Linked DNA regions of Homo sapiens: region 2 is linked to region 1. Evidence: chromatin loops called from intact Hi-C (ENCODE). Cell type or tissue: PC-3. All regions are shown on one strand.

Region 1 (8,000 bases):
GGTACATGTGCACTACGTGCAGGTTTGTTACATATGTATACATGTGCCATGTTGGTGTGCTGCACCCATTAACTAGTCATTTACATTAGGTATATCTCCTAATGCTATCCCTCCCCCTCCCTCTCCCCCCACCCCACAACAGGCCTCAGTGTGTGATATTCCCCTTCTTGTGTCCATGTGTTCTCATTGTTCAATTCCCACCTATGAGTGAGAATATGCGGTGTTTGGTTTTTTGTCCTTGTGATAGTTTGCTGAGAATGATGGTTTCCAGCTTCATCCATGTCCCTACAAAGGACATGAACTCATCCTTTTTTATGGCTGCATAGTATTCCATGGTGTATATGTGCCACATTTTCTTAATCCAGTCTATCATTGATGGACATTTGGGTCGGTTCCAAGTCTTTGCTATTGTGAATAATGCTGCAATAAACATACGTGTGCATGTGTCTTTATTTTTTTTTATTTTTTATTTTTTTGTTAAAACTAAAGGATACTACAATTTTTTTAATTTATTATTATTATACTTTAAGTTTTAGGGTACATGTGCACAATGTGCAGGCTAGTTACATATGTATACATGTGCCATGCTGGTGCGCTGCACCCACTAACTCGTCATCTAGCATTAGGTATATCTCCTAATGCTATCCCTCCCCCCTCCCCCCACCCCACAACAGTCCCCAGAGTGTGATGTTCCCCTTCCTGTGTCCATGTGTTCTCATTGTTCAGTTCCCACCTATGAGTGAGAATATGCGGTGTTTGGTTTTTTGTTCTTGCCATAGTTTACTGAGAATGATGATTTCCAATTTCATCCATGTCCCTACAAAGGACATGAACTCATCATTTTTTATGGCTGCATAGTATTCCATGGTGTATATGAGCCACATTTTCTTAATCCAGTCTATCATTGTTGGACATTTGGGTTGGTTCCAAGTCTTTGCTATTGTGAATAATGCCTCAATAAACATACGTGTGCATGTGTCTTTATAGCAGCATGATTTATAGTCCTTTGGGTATATACCCAGTAATGGGATGGCTGGGTCAAGTGGTATTTCTAGTTCTAGATCCCTGAGGAATCACCACACTGATTTCCACAATGGTTGAACTAGTTTACAGTCCCACCAACAGTGTAAAAGTGTTCCTATTTCTCCACATCCTCTCAAGCACCTGATGTTTCCTGACTTTTTAATGATCACCATTCTAACTGGTGTGAGATGGTATCTCATTGTGGTTTTGATTTGCATTTCTCTGATGGCCAGTAATGATGAGCATTTTTTCATATGTCTTTTGGCTGCATAAATGTCTTCTCCAGGTGAGTCATTTCTAGTGACAGCAACGTCATCTCCTGGCGAGGGTTTGCAAGCAGAGGTGTGATGCGATCACCATGGCCGTTTATAAAGATGACTCTGCCGCCAGCGGCGTCTGCTATAAGCAGGGGAGTCACCACAAATGGGGATTAACTGGCCTGAGTGAGACTAAAAGCACATTTGATTAAAGCCAGTAAGGCTCCAGAATTTCTACATGGGAGGGGCTGGGGGTGCCTATCTGCTTGGAAGAGAGGACTGGGGACCTGGTTTTAAAGCTGAAGTGCTGTAATCAACTCACAGTGTATTCTTATATCTTTTTCTGGGGTGGCCTGGGGGCTACAGTACTGAGAGAGTTGGAAGAGGAAAGAAAAGCCCCCCAAGCCACGCCTTCCAATTAAAATAGATTCTTCCGTCATCACTAAAAAAAAATTAAATAAATGAATACGGCCAGACGTGGTGGCTCACGCCTGTAATCTCAGCACTTTGGGAAGCTGAGGCGGGCAGATCACGAGGTCAAGAGATCGAGACCATTCTGGCCAACATGGTGAAACCCCGTCTCTACTAAAAATTCAAAAATTAGCTGGGTGTGATGGTGTGCGCCTGTAGTCCCAGCTACTCGGGAGGGTGAGGCAGGAGAATCGCTTGAACCCGGGAGGCAGAGGTTGTAGTGAACCAAGACCATGCCACTGCACTCCAGCCTGGCAACAGAGTGAGACTCCGTCTCAAAAATAATAATAATAATACTATAATAAAAATAAAAAATAAATGAATACAAGGGATGAGTTAGCTCCTTTGCACCAGAACAGAGAACAGTTAGGACATGGCCAGTGAAGCAGAGTGTACCCTTCTGATAGGGCTACCAGGTTAAATTCAGGAGGCCCAGTTAAATTTGAATTTCAGATACACACAAATAATGTTTATAAGTATGTCCCAAATGTCATATTATTTGTTGTCTATCTGAAATTCTAATTTAACTGGGAGTCCTATAGCTTTCTTTGCTAAATCTGGCCACCCTACCTTCTGAACTGTCTCCAGATGGAACATTTCTGCTCCCCAGGATGCCACTCTGCAACTAGAAGGCATGGCTTTCTGTCCATGGAGGTCTCTCCGTCTCCAGCTCAGCCAGAACCAGCTTTGGACATTTTCTGGCTAAGGCATTCCAGGGGAGTTATTCATGGAACTGCACTTCCCTGGAGCTTGAGTCCTTCTGGGGGCTTCATTTTTCCTTCAAGGCATTGAAAAGCTGGGCGAGGGGACCTCCCATTGCTTTTGAGACTGTTTGGTTGACAGAGCCAAGAAGAAAAGAAAGGGAAATAATCTGCAAAAGGAATTTTGGAAGAAATAAAATGTCGGTAGGGGAAGGTTTTCCATGGCAATCTAGAATGACCCAGGAGCTGACCCAGCACGTCCTGCAGCCCTGCCACCACCACCACCAACCTGGTGATGAGCTTAAGGACAATTGCAAAGCATAGGACAAACCATTCGCCCACCTCCCTGCCTCCAGGGACCCCAGCTCCCATCATTACCATGGCCTGACATGATTTTTCCTCCCTACTCCCACTCATTGCTCCTCGACCGGGTCCTCAGCAAGGAAAAACTGGATTCAGACAACCTGGAGTCTAACTCCCCACTCTCTCACTGACTACAGTGGGGGCAAGTTAATTGTCCTTCCTAGTGCAGGCAACAAACAGGCTTAAACAAGCTAATGCAGACAAGCCCTAAAGGACAACGGTGTGTGCCTTGTTCCTCCTGGCAGGGCCATGCCTAGCAGGGTGTCCAATTCATAGTAGATGCTCAATAAATCTTCCCTGTGTCTGAACCTGGAATGAGGAAATGCTGGGCTCCGTGGTCTGTGCTATTCTGATTATAAGGAGAAATAAATGGGCTTTTCTGAAACAGCAGACACTATTCACTACTAAATTCACTTTAAAGCCCACCAGGAAAAAAAAAGGGGGCCTCTCCATCCCTTATCACCACTGAGGAAAGAGATAAGGCTTATACCCAGAATGAATTCAGGCTTATATTTATGTAGAGAAGTAATCACACCATCAAAGCTGAACAAGAAAGTGAAAGGGTGTTAAGACAAATGAATTTAAAAGCACACAATACCAGTCCCTGATTTGCTTTCCCAGGCAATGAAATATTTCAGAAGATTAAAAATGGTTATGTAACACCCAGAATCCACATTGTCAAAAAGATTTGTAACTCAATGTTTTCCTACCCAGGTACCAAATGAAAGAGTTTCATCTTGGGTTTGATCCTGGCAATTTTTTTTAAAGATATAAAATATATTGAAATATTTAAATTGTTTGTCAGATGTAAACTTGCCCATGTCCTGACACTTTTAAAATATATCGTGGCTTCAAACATCACTTCTCCTGATAGGATTTTTTAAGTTGTTTTATAATGCATTAATAGTGAAGATCAGAATCCGAAAGACTACTGTATTTGTAATGTTCACTTTTTTTTTTTTTCCCCTCATCCCCTATAATTTCCAGAATGTAATTCTGCCCCCAGCTGGTTAAAACATCTCTGACATCAGAGAGAAATGGGAAACTTCTAAATGTCTCCATTCATCGGGGACCTTCATCGGGGGAGGACAAGGGCATTTGGCTTGCACAGCTAACAATCGCCTTCGGGAATGAGGTTCCCTCAACTCTGGAAGGCTGTGTTTGTTTGTCAGAGGCAAGTACGCACTATTTCTCTTTATACAAGCAAGGAAACCTAAAAAGAGGGGAATGCATTTCAGAAAGACCCAGGTTTGCTCTCTTCCTCCTCTGGAGCCTTACCCTTAATGAGGTATCGATTGCCTGGCTATGATAATTGTGCCGTCACTGGAGATCAGTCCAGGATGGAAAGTTAATAAAGATGACTATCACACCACAGTCTGCGTCTGAAGGCACGCCAAGGCACTCGGATTTGTTTTCTTAATGTGGGTGTTTTCTCCTTTTCCATTAAGTTTTCTAAAATGTATTCCGGCTTGCTCACACTGCTGCAAGAGCTGCGGAACCAGCATCTCTAGTACTGCAGTGAGCTCTGCTCTCAGTAAGGTGGGTCGTCTTTCTCCCCCATGTCAGCAAGGAGCAGCCAGGGGTGTGGAGCCCAGGCCAGGGTCCGTACGTTTGTAAAGGCTACATCTTTGACCGCCTACACCCCACAGCGACCGTCAGCCACCTTTGTGGTGGAGGAGGGAATTTTGGAGCTCACAAGGGCCGGCCGGATGCGGTGGCTCACGCCTGTAATCCCAGCACTTTGGGAGGCCGAGGCGGGCGGATCACAAGGTCAGGAGATCGAAACCATCCTGGCTAACACGGTGAAACCCCGTCTCTACTAAAAAATAGAAAATAGAAAAAATTAGCCGGGCATGGTGGCGGGCGCCTGTAGTCCCAGCTACTCGGGAGGCTGAGGCAGGAGAATGGTGTGAACCCAGGAGGCGGAGCTTGCAGTGAGCCGAGATCACACCTGAGGCAGGAGAAATGTGTGAACCCGGGAGGTGGAGCTTTCAGGGAGCTGAGATCGCACCACTGCACTCCAGCCTGGGTGACAGAGCAAGACTCTGTCTCAAAAAAGAAAAGAAAAAAAAAAAAAAAAACAAAAAAAAAAGAACTCACAGGGGCCTCTACAGAGAACTCAGAAAATGGCGTTGAAGTCTAAGCTGCCAATCCCCCAGTTCAAGAGAGCAACTGGAGACCTGAGAGGCCCAGGGATTTTTAGTCAGAATGGCTCTTTTAAGATTTTAAGAAGAGGCTCAATGGAATGAGTGAAAGAATAGTGGCATTCCTTATCTGCCTGTCTTAAAATTACCTGGTGCTGACCCTTGGTGATCTAACAGGGCGTAGTCGACAGAAAGGTGACTCTGGAACAAGAAGGTCTGGGTTCAAATCCCGCTTCTGTCAACTCCTATCTTGTGACTTTTGAAGGCCGTTTGACTTCACAGGACCTCCTTTCATTGTTTGTGAAATTTGCAAAGTCATGATCAAGATTTAAAAAATAGCAGTGCGTCTGAAAGTGCTGGTACATTCCTAGGAGTGCCGAGGCACTCAGTGAATAGAAATAGTTCTTCTCTTCCCAGAGTTTAAGATGAGAGTGGCACACTTTTTCTGTAAAAAGCCACATCTAATACATAGTTTAGGCTTTTCAGTTTGTCCTTCCTAGTGCAGGCAACAAACAGGCTTAAATGAGCTAATGCAGACTAAGAGGCAAAATCAAGAGTATGACATACTTATACAATAAGAGGGAAAACATTTTTTCTCAAAATTTTTATTGATGAAATTAAACATGGAATGGTTGGGTGTATTTATTTTTTATCATACAGGTCTGCACGTAAGAAAAATGAATTTTTTGAGATAATATTTTATTTAACATTTGATAGTGTTTCCTATCTTCAAATCAACTGCAAATGTTCATTGTAAAAACTGTTCTCAGCTTGCAAGCCATACACAAACAGGCTCAGGCTGGATGTGACTACAGGCTGTAATTTGCCAACCCTTGGTTTCTGAACAGAAAGCCTTCCCTCCCACACGTGCATCTCGGTTCACGTCCTCTGGCCCCTTTAGGTTCTTGAATCAAACTGCTTGCCTTCCCTTCTGCTGCACTCTGAGTGTTTGTGCCCCCTAAATTCCTGCATTGAAACCTGTCCCCAGTGTGATGGTATTAAGAGGTGAGCCTTTAAGGAGCTCTCACAAATGGGATTGGTGTCCTTGTAAAAGAAGTTCGAGGGAGCTTGTTTATCCCTTCCGCCATGTGAGGACACAGTGAGAAGGCACCGTATGTAAACCAGAAAGTGGTCCCAGACACTGACTTTGCTGGCTCCTTAATCTTGGACTTCCCAGCCTCCAGAACTGTGACAAATAAATGCTCATTGTTTATAAATTGTCCAGTCTATAATATCTTTGTTATAGCAGCCTGAACTAAGATACTTTCACTTACCATAAGACCATGCTCCTCTGTCACCTCTTCTGAGAAGCCTTCCCTGATTCTGCCTTGTCCATACAGAATGAATAGCACCATCTCTTCTTTTATTTATTTATTTATTATTCATTTATTTATTATATTTTAAGTTCTAGGGTACATGTGCACAACGTGCAGGTTTGTTACATATGTATACATGTGCCATGTTGGTGTGCTGCACCCGTTAACTCGTCATCCACATTAGGCATATCTCCTAATGCTATCCCTCCCCCCTCCCCTCACCCCATGACAGGCCCTGGTGTGTGATGTTCCCCACCCTGTGTCCAAGTGTTCTCATTGTTCAATTCCCACCTATGAGTGAGAAATGCAGTGTTTGGTTTTCAGTCCTTGTGATAGTTTGCTCAGAATGATGGTTTCTAGCTTCATCCATGTCCCTACAAAGGACATGAACTCATTCTTTTTTATGGCTGCATAGTATTCCATGGTGTATATGTGCCACATTTTCTTAATCCAGTCTATCATTGTTGGACATTTGGGTTGGTTCCAAGTCTTTGCTATTGTGAACAGTGCCAAAATAAACATACATGTGCATGTGTCTTTATAACAGCATGATTTATAATCCTTTGGGTATATACCCAGTAATGGGATGGCTGGGTAAAATGGTATTTCTAGTTCTAGATCCTTGAGGAATTGCCACACTGTCTTCCACAATGGTTGAACTAGTTGACAGTCCCACCAACAGTGTAAAAGTGTTCCTATTTCTCTACATCTTCTCCAGCACCCATTGTTTCCTGACTTTTTAATGATCACCATTCTAACTGAATAGCACCATCTCTTCTTAACACAGTCTCCTTTGGCTGACTCTGCAGGGAGACAGACAGCCCCTTGAGGGCAGCCCTGGGTTTTCTTATTCAGTGTATTCAGTAGATATAGCCCCAGCACCTACAGAGCTAAGCACATGTCTTTGGGGAAGGAAAGGAGGTAGGGGTTAAATCTGGGCCGCACCAGGGACAAAGATCTTGCCTCCTCCCAGCTATAGAGTAGGAGCCATGGGTGATCAATAACAATAATAAGTGCTAGCACAGACCCAGTGTTCACCACTAACTGGGCATTTCATTGTCATTGTATTATCTCACTTAATCCTTACCCATAGTATAAGGTAGATACTGTTATCTCTCCATTTTACAGATGAGAAAAATTGAGGTCAAATTGCTTGGGTGAGGTCTATGGTAGTGTGCGGTCAAGCCAGGAGTCAAACCTGTGGACATCTCACTCCTGGGCCCATTCAATTGCCCCAGCCCCTGCCTGTGCAGGCTGCTCCTCACACGGCATCCTGTCCCATCTCTACAGCCCAGTGAGCTTCCCTAATATCACCATTTCATTACCATTTTCCTTTTAATCCTCCAATGTTATGAACTTGAAGCCAGACCCCCGAAAGTTCCATATTATATATTGAAGACATTTCCCCAGATGTCCCAATGCTGCTGCTTGTCCCTTTGCCTGTGGTCCAGGCAGAAGAGGTGAAACCAGGTGGGGGAGTCATTGAATGGCCATCCTAAAGGTGCCCTTGGCAATCACATGGGGAAACTGAGGCTCAGAAAGGTGAAGGGCCCTTTCCCAAGTGTCACAGCTCTATGATGATAGAAGCAGAGCCTAGAATAGCAGCAACAGCTATGGAGGCAAAAAAGATGAGGTTACACTGAGCACCAACCATGTGTCAGGCAGTATGCAAAAGAGCTTCCCTGGATGAGCTCCGGCAAATACCCAGTGCCACAGCACTGGGCA
Region 2 (8,000 bases), 350 kb after region 1:
TTTTATATTGTCTAAATTTATTATTGTGTGCATGTATTAATTTTTCAATTGAGGTATTTTTTAAGAATTCTTCATGAATAACAAAAAGAACTTTAGTAAATAAAATGTCAAGTAATTCTTTCCAATATTAGTCTAGAATTTACCAGTGCTTCTAAAGCATCAGGATCAACACAGTCAGCCCTGTCAACTGCCACAAGTTAAAACACTGCAATTGACAACATAGAAAAATAACTCTCAATACCTTAATCTGCAGACAGGATCATACCTTCATGTTTTGAAGATAAAGATGAGGTCAGTCTTTAAAGAGCAATAGTCTCTAGTCTTTAAAGTACTACAGTCTCTAAAAGACAAGTAACTGAAAATGAATACTGATATCAAGTTCTTACATTAATATGATCACTTATTTTTGCTCAATTAATCCTAAATGAGTAATCTATATCACAAAGAATCGATTAACCATTAACTAGAATTTATAGCTCTTATGTATAAATGAACTAATATATTACAATTAATACCATCAATATTCAAGCATCTATATGGCAAGCTATATGCTGGGTAACTTAAACACATTATCTCTAATTCTTAGGATAACCATAAAACAAAGGTATAATGATACTGACTGTATCATTATATAAGGAAACCAAGGATAAGTGAAATTAAATAATTTGTCCACGGCCTTACAACCAGTAAGTTGCAAGGAAAGTGTAATTTTTGTAAAAATGCCTTTTTGCTAATTAAAAGAGAGCACATACTGCAGAATAAATCATGTGCAAAACAAGAAGTCTTAAGGTGGAAAAATATTTGCTTTAATGACTAATAACACAGCCATAAATATAAATGCCATAAAAATAGTATAAAAGATCAAACCTAAACATACTCACACATTACTATAAATACATATCCCATGGCCTAACTCTGTCAAGTGAAAAGAAATATGACTTCCAAAAATCCAAAGGACAAACGTAGTAATGAAATAAATCACTGATGTAAATAAAACGTCTTCCGAAAAGTTTTGTTTTTTTAATATACTAACACAAATTCAGCTGAAAAAAACTTGATGTATACGCCACTGAAGAATATATGAAAAAAGCTAAGAAAATAATACATATAAAATATGCACTTAATGAGACTATCTTCTAGATTCTAGTCCAAAACCCTGAAGATTCTAAAGTCTGTTTCTTCTGTAATCTCAGGGTTTGAATGATGGCATTTGTGTTATCATTTCTTACTAAATGACCCAAACAAAATCAACTACTCAAGAATCTAATTCTGCCTATATGCAAAAGAAAGTAAGGTGAAAATCCCAGTCAGCACCGAGCAGTGTTAAGAGCACTGGACTGACTACACACCCTTGTTCACAATTCACAGCAATTGTGATACTGTATTACCATTAGTTATGTATATGTCAATCTCTTGTGACACAGTTTGTGAGGATCGCCAAATCAGGGACCCTGTCTTACCTTGGTATCCCTTCAATCTAACATATCTGCCACATGATGTGAAACCAACTGATAGTTCTTAAGAATGGGCTGAATTAAAGTCATGGTCCAGGTCTACCTGTTGTGAACTTAAGACAAGACCCAACTTCTCCAGGTCTTTTTTCCTTACCTGTAAAATGAAAGGCTAGGATTAAAGTCAAAGCCAAGCATTTTACCTACTGGTTTGTAGGAAAAGGAGCAGAGTTCATTTTATTAATATAACCAGTATGAACCACAAATGATCTATTCCAATAACCAGTAGATGTACATTTTCCAATCTAAAGTAATCCACATGTATGTATGTTGCTAATGGAACCTGTTGCCAAGAAAACATAAAAGGGCTTGAAAACCCTCTTAACCATCCTGCTTAATACAGAACGAACAGTCTCTGAACAAAATGGAAGAAAAAGAAAAAACATTTTGAGTTAAAAGTAAATCAGAGTGAACATTAAAAGGTTAATGAACTCAAAAAGACAACTAAGCCAGTTTAAAAATGGGTAAAGGATTTGGACAGACATTTCTCCAAAACAGATAAACAAATGGCCAACAAGCAAACAAAAAGATGCTCAGTATCATTAGTTGTTAGGGAAATGAAAGTCAAGACCACAACGAGATGCCACTTCCTACCCACTAGGACATATATAAACAAAAAGACAGTAACAAGTTTTGGTAGGATCTAGAGAGATCTGAATCCTTACAGATTGTTAGTAAGAATATAAAACAATACAGCCACTTTGGGAAAGTTTGGTAGTCCCTAAAGAACTTAAAGAATTACCTAGGTATACTCAAGAGAAATGAAAACACATACCCACACAACAACTTGTACATAAATGTCCATAGCAGCACTAATCATAATAGTCAAAAAGCAAAAGCAACCCCAAAGTCCTTCAACTGATGAATGGATAAATCAAATTTGGTACACCTATACAATGGAATATTATTCAGCAATAAAAAGAAATAAAGTATTAACACATGTACAACAGGGATGAACCCTGAACACACGTTAAGAAACTGGTCACAAAACACTACATATTATATGATTCCAATTACGTAAAATTTCCAGAATTGATAAATTTATAGACAAAACTATTCGTGGTTTCTTAGGGATCAAGTAGGGAATGGAGAATGACTGTTAATGAGTAGGGGGTTTTAGTACTGATGAAAGCATTCTAAAATTAGATTATGGTGATGGTTACAGTCCTGTGCATACACTAAAAGCTACTGAATTATACCTTTTAATGAATGAATTGTATGGTATGTAAGTTATATCTCACTAAAGCTGTTTGCTTTAAAAAAAAAAAGGTTAATGAGAGGGAAAATGTGATAGCAAGGATAACAAAGAAAAATAGCTACACTGGATTATAGCGTTCTGTGGAAACTAAACTAAATATTTTCAAAGAAGGGTTAAAAGCACCTCAAAGCAGGCCACTAAGAACACAAAGAAACCAGCAAATGGTAGATTTTCTGTTCTGTCATCCAGGGTAGTTCCTGACTCACTCTTCTTAGAGACACAAACATATTATACAGTAATTTGGAACGTATGCCACTTTCCAAGATGGAAGAGAGAATTTGCCAAGACTACAACTCACTGATCTTGAATGACTTCTGCTGATTCATGAAACTCTATGCTGTGTATGTGATTCTTAAAAGTTCAAGTACGAAACTGAAGGTAGGGACAAGTAAGATGAATAGTATGTGCAGATGACTTTCAAAAATGGAATTTGCTCCCTTCTGCAGGAGATAGCTAATTTTTTTGTTAATGGAATTGGTGTCTTCTACCATGACTTACTAAACAAAGCATGATGAGCTCCTGGCAAGGGACACAGTATATTAGTAAGATCAGAGGCTGGGCGCGGTGGCTCACACCTGTAATCCCTGCACTTTGGGAGGCCAAGGTGGGTGGATCACTTGAGGTCAGGAGTTCAAGACCAGCCTGGCCAACATGGTGAGATCCCATCTCCACTAAAAATTCAAAAAATTAGCTGGGCGTGGTGGCGTGCACCTGTAATCCCAGCTACTTGGGAGGCTGAGGTGGGAGAACCGCTTGAACCCAGGAGGCGGAGGTTGCAGTGAGCCGAGATAGCGCCACTGCACTATCAACAGAGTGACACTCCATCTCAAAAAAAAATTAAAAAAAAAAATCAGAAGAACAGGTGATCTTGGACTTGCCAACGTGATCAATAAAACTATCTTTCATCAGCAGCTAAGTTCTAGATAGCACATTCGAACTGGGAACAACATAAAGCTGGGAGATGTTATGAATATTTTAGATAACACAATCCAGATATAAGAAGATTCTAACAAGCCTCAATACAACTACAAAAGTAGGTAGAGATCTAACAAACCACAGTCAGAATGAAAATCAGAAAACATTCCATTCAAATCCTTCATTTCACAAATGAAGCTGAGTCAAGACGGATTTAAGAATATGCCCAAGTGCAGAAGGCTCATTAAAGGTAATCTAAGGTGGAGAATACTGGAATCCTAACTCCCAGGCTTGTGTCCAACAGACCCAATGCCACCTGTTACTACTTGTATAGATAACCATATGAAAAAAGTAAAAGAAGGCTTGATCCCTACCTCATAACACACAAACAAATTCCTGGGGACTTTGACCTAAATCTGAAAGGCAAAATACTAAAGCTTCTAGAAGATAACATAAGAAAATAGCTTCATCGCCCTAGAGTAGCAAAAACTTCTTAAACACAAAAAAACACTACCCGTAAAGGAAAAGATGGATACATTGGAATTGATTAAAATTCAGAATTTCAGTTCATCAAAAACTTTATGAGAGTGAAATGACAAGCTGTAAGACAGGAAGATTTTTATAATTCACATATTCGACAAAGGATTCATATCCAGATACCTTATAAACTCCACATTTCAATAAGAAAAAAGACAATCCAATCTGTTGAAAATGGACAAAAGACTTGAACAGGAACTTTATAACAGAGGGTATCCAAATGGCCAACAAGCATATGAAGAAGTGCTCAAATTATCAGTGATTAGAGAAATGCCCACGAAAACCACACTAAGATCTTCTATACAGCCACTAGTGATTAATTTTTTGTAATATTTAACTGACAATATCAAGGGAAGCAAAGCTGCAGAGTAACCGGAACTTTCATATGTTGGTAAAAGTATAAATAGGTACAACAAGGATGAAAAACAATTTGGCAGTGTCTATTAAAACTAGACACATGGCCAGGTACAGTGGCTTACACCTGTAACCCCAGCGCTTAGGGAGGCCGAAGCAGGCAGATCACTTGAGGTCAGGAGTTGGAGTCCAGTCTGGCCAACATGGAGAAACCCTGTCTCTACTAAAAATACAAAAATGAGCCAGGCGTGGTGGCAGGCGCCTATAATCCCAGCTATTTGTGAGACTGAGGCAGGAGAATCACTTGAACCTGGGAGGCAGAGGTTGCAGTAAGCCAAGATCATACCACTGCACTCCAGCCTGGGTGACAAAGGGAGACTTCGTTTCAGAAAAAAAAAAAAAAAAAAGAAAGCAAGCAAGCAAGCAAGCTAGATGCATATACATTTTGACCAGGAATTCTACTCCTACATATATACCCAACCAAAATGAATATAAAAGTATGCCAAAAGATACATACATATACATAAGTATATGATTATAGCAACATTGTTCATAATTGCCTCAAAATAGAAACTATTCAAATACCTAAAATGGAATGAATAAATGAATTTTGCTATGTAATTTGTGGTAGTTTTTAAAAATGACCACAAATTCTTTGACACACCTCTCATAAAGACATGAGGTCTATGTCCCCTCCCCTTCAATCCAGGCAGGCTGTGTCTTTGTCAACCAATAGAGTATGGTGGAGGTGAGATTATATGACTTCTGAAGATAAGCCACTCTCAGGAAGCTTCCTCTGGACACTCAGCCAACATGCTGTGAAAAGCCAAAACCTCCTGACCCCACATGTAGGTTTGGTCAATAGTATCAGATGATCCCAGTCTTCTAGACGTTCTAGTCAAGGTACTCAGCCAACATGCTGTGAAAAGCCAAAACCTCCTGACCCCACATGTAGGTTTGGTCAACAGTATCAGATGATCCCAGTCTTCTAGACGTTCTAGTCAAGGTACCATACAGGAAAGTGGAGAAGCCTCTAAATGATTCTAGACCCCAAGCATTGTAGGGCAGTGATAAGCCATAACCACCAAATTCCCAATCCACAGAATCCATGAGCATAATAAAATGGTTGTTATTTTACACTAGTAAGTTTGGAGTGGTGTGTTACGCAATAACCAATAATCAAAACTAGTGTGTTATGCAGGGATAGATAACCACAACTACAGAGCTATTTTTAAAAATAACAAACTACATGCAACAACATGAATGAATCTCAGACACAACATCGAGTAAAAGAAGTCAAGCAAAAAAAAAAAAAAAAAGTCCAGAGGGCATTATTCCATTTACACATGAGTTCAAAACCAGGTAAAACTATAGTTATGTAAGTCAGAATCGTGTTTACCTTGGGTGGGAGTAACTACTGTCTGCAAGATATCCCCACATAATCTGGGCTTCTGAGGGCTAGAAAATGAGTATCTTGATCTGGGTAGTAGTGATTACAGGGTGTTCACTTTGTAAAACTTTAAAAATAATTGAGCTTGATGCTTCTGCACCTTTTTGTTACACTTCAAAAAAATTTTTTTAATCAATGGAGCTTGGTAACCCAAAGAGGCAAGGGTATGAGGGAGAAATAAAGGATGACTTCCAAGTCTTCAGGAATGACTGACTAGGCAGTTCCATAAACTGAACAATTAAACAAAAACAGGGGCAGAAAGCAGGGACCATGTCCTATTCATTTTTTATTCAAGTATCTACCACAGTACTTAACACAGAGTCACTCCAGCATTACAAGATACTCCTATTATTTTCATCCCAACTTTTTGACCACCACTTCTTGGTCTCCTTTCTTACTTCCTTTCTGCCCAGCTGCCTCTTAATATTGGTATTACCCAGGCTTCCATACTCAATCTCTTTTCAATCACATGCACACACACACACACACACACACACACACACACACACAGAGGGAGAGAGAGAGGGAGAGAGGGAGAGAGGGAGAGAGACAGAGAGAGAGGGAGGGAGAGACAGAGAGAGAGACAGAGAAAGAGAGAGACAGAGAGAGTGACTTCTTTCTCTTGTATTTCCAATCTCAGTGCATAGCATCATCACATACATGTTCTTTTAGGCTAGAAACTGCCAATTAAACCAAGAACTAGGATTCCAAAATATCTTTAAAAGTTGCAGTTAGTTAAATTCAATAAAAAGAAATTTAACAAGACAAACATAAGCTCCCATGGTTGGACCCCAAAACTAATGCATACAAACAGGATGAAAAGACATAGCTTAGATAGATGCAGGGATTTTATTCAACTTTATGTTCAATGTATGATGTGGTCACAAAAGGATATAGCTAATATTAATAAAATTATGTAGAAGAAGGAAGGTGATATTCTTCCCTTAACTCACAGAAGAAAAGTGTTATATCTAGAACAAGAGATACAACTCTATTTCTCACGTATCAAGCCATGTCTGGAGCACAGAATTCAATTCAAAGCACTACAGTTTAAAATGAAATTTTTTTAAAAAGAGGAAAGCCACCAATGTGGTAAACTGACATGAAACCATGCCATGTAAGGAATAGCTAATGAACTGGAGATGTTTCAAATCAAAAAGACTGAGAATACTTGATGACTATTTTCACATATTTGAAAGGATGTTACGTGGAAGAGGGATTCAGCCTGTTCCACATTTCTCCAAAAGGCAGAAGTGAGTAGAAGAAATTAAGTAGACTTCCACTCAATGTAAGAAAGAATTTTCTAATGGTCAAAACTTTAATAAAAATAGGATAGGCTGTCTCTAGAGCAGTGGTTCTCAACCAGAGATGATTTTGTCTCTGTAGCCAGAGATGCCACTAAACATCCCACAGTGCAGAGAACAAACAGTGACCCATGTAAAATGTCAACAGTCCCATGGTTGAGAAATTCTGCCCTAGAGATAGTGAGTTCTCTGTCGTTGGAGGCATTTCATCATAGACCAGACCATGTGATGATGTCACAAGAATGGTGGGCCAGGAATGGTGGCTTGTCATTCCAGCTACTCAGGAGGAGGATCATTTGCTCCCAGGAAATCAAGGTGGCAGTGAGCTATGATCGCACCACTGCACTCCAGCCTGGTTGACAGAGCGAGAGGAAGGGAAGGAGGGAAGGAAGGGAGGGAGGGAGGGAGGGGAATGATGGGAAGTGAGAGTGAATTGAAAAAAGTTTTGTTTCAGATACCTCTCCAGAGAAAAATACCTTCAGGTATATCAAAGTGAAAATGATGATGATGACAAACATTTATTGAACACTTACTGTGGGCCAGACATTACACCAAATGACTCATGTATACAGTTTGCAGTTAATTCAACAACTCTAAGATAGGTATTATTTTACCTTGATTTGATGCTAAATTGAATTGCTCTAATGTCACACAGCAGTCAATATTTGAAC

The links. A loop is a pair of places that touch in the nucleus more often than their neighbours do. Peaks named below come from ENCODE experiments on the same cell type or tissue, not always from the same donor. Only the 100,000 strongest peaks of a DNase experiment are listed, where the experiment ranks them.
Region 2: a loop joins it to region 1, with 2.1 times the contacts of the local background. A loop is called at or near these places in 2 of 110 quality-filtered maps.

What each region holds. Positions count from the first base shown.
Region 1 is chr14:97,160,084-97,168,083 of GRCh38, reverse strand. No RefSeq gene overlaps it. Among named protein-coding and RNA genes, the nearest start is that of LINC02304, 9.2 kb to the right of the region's middle. In PC-3, a CTCF peak has its summit at 3,828 (motif pointing left); a DNase peak (open chromatin) is centred at 1,373; H3K4me3 peaks cover 768 bases; H3K27ac peaks cover 4,419 bases.
Region 2 is chr14:96,806,553-96,814,552 of GRCh38, reverse strand. All of the region lies in intron 1 of VRK1 (VRK serine/threonine kinase 1), which reads right to left. Among named protein-coding and RNA genes, the nearest start is that of VRK1, 13 kb to the right of the region's middle. In PC-3, no CTCF peak of the experiment used is centred here; a DNase peak (open chromatin) is centred at 3,072; H3K27ac peaks cover 479 bases.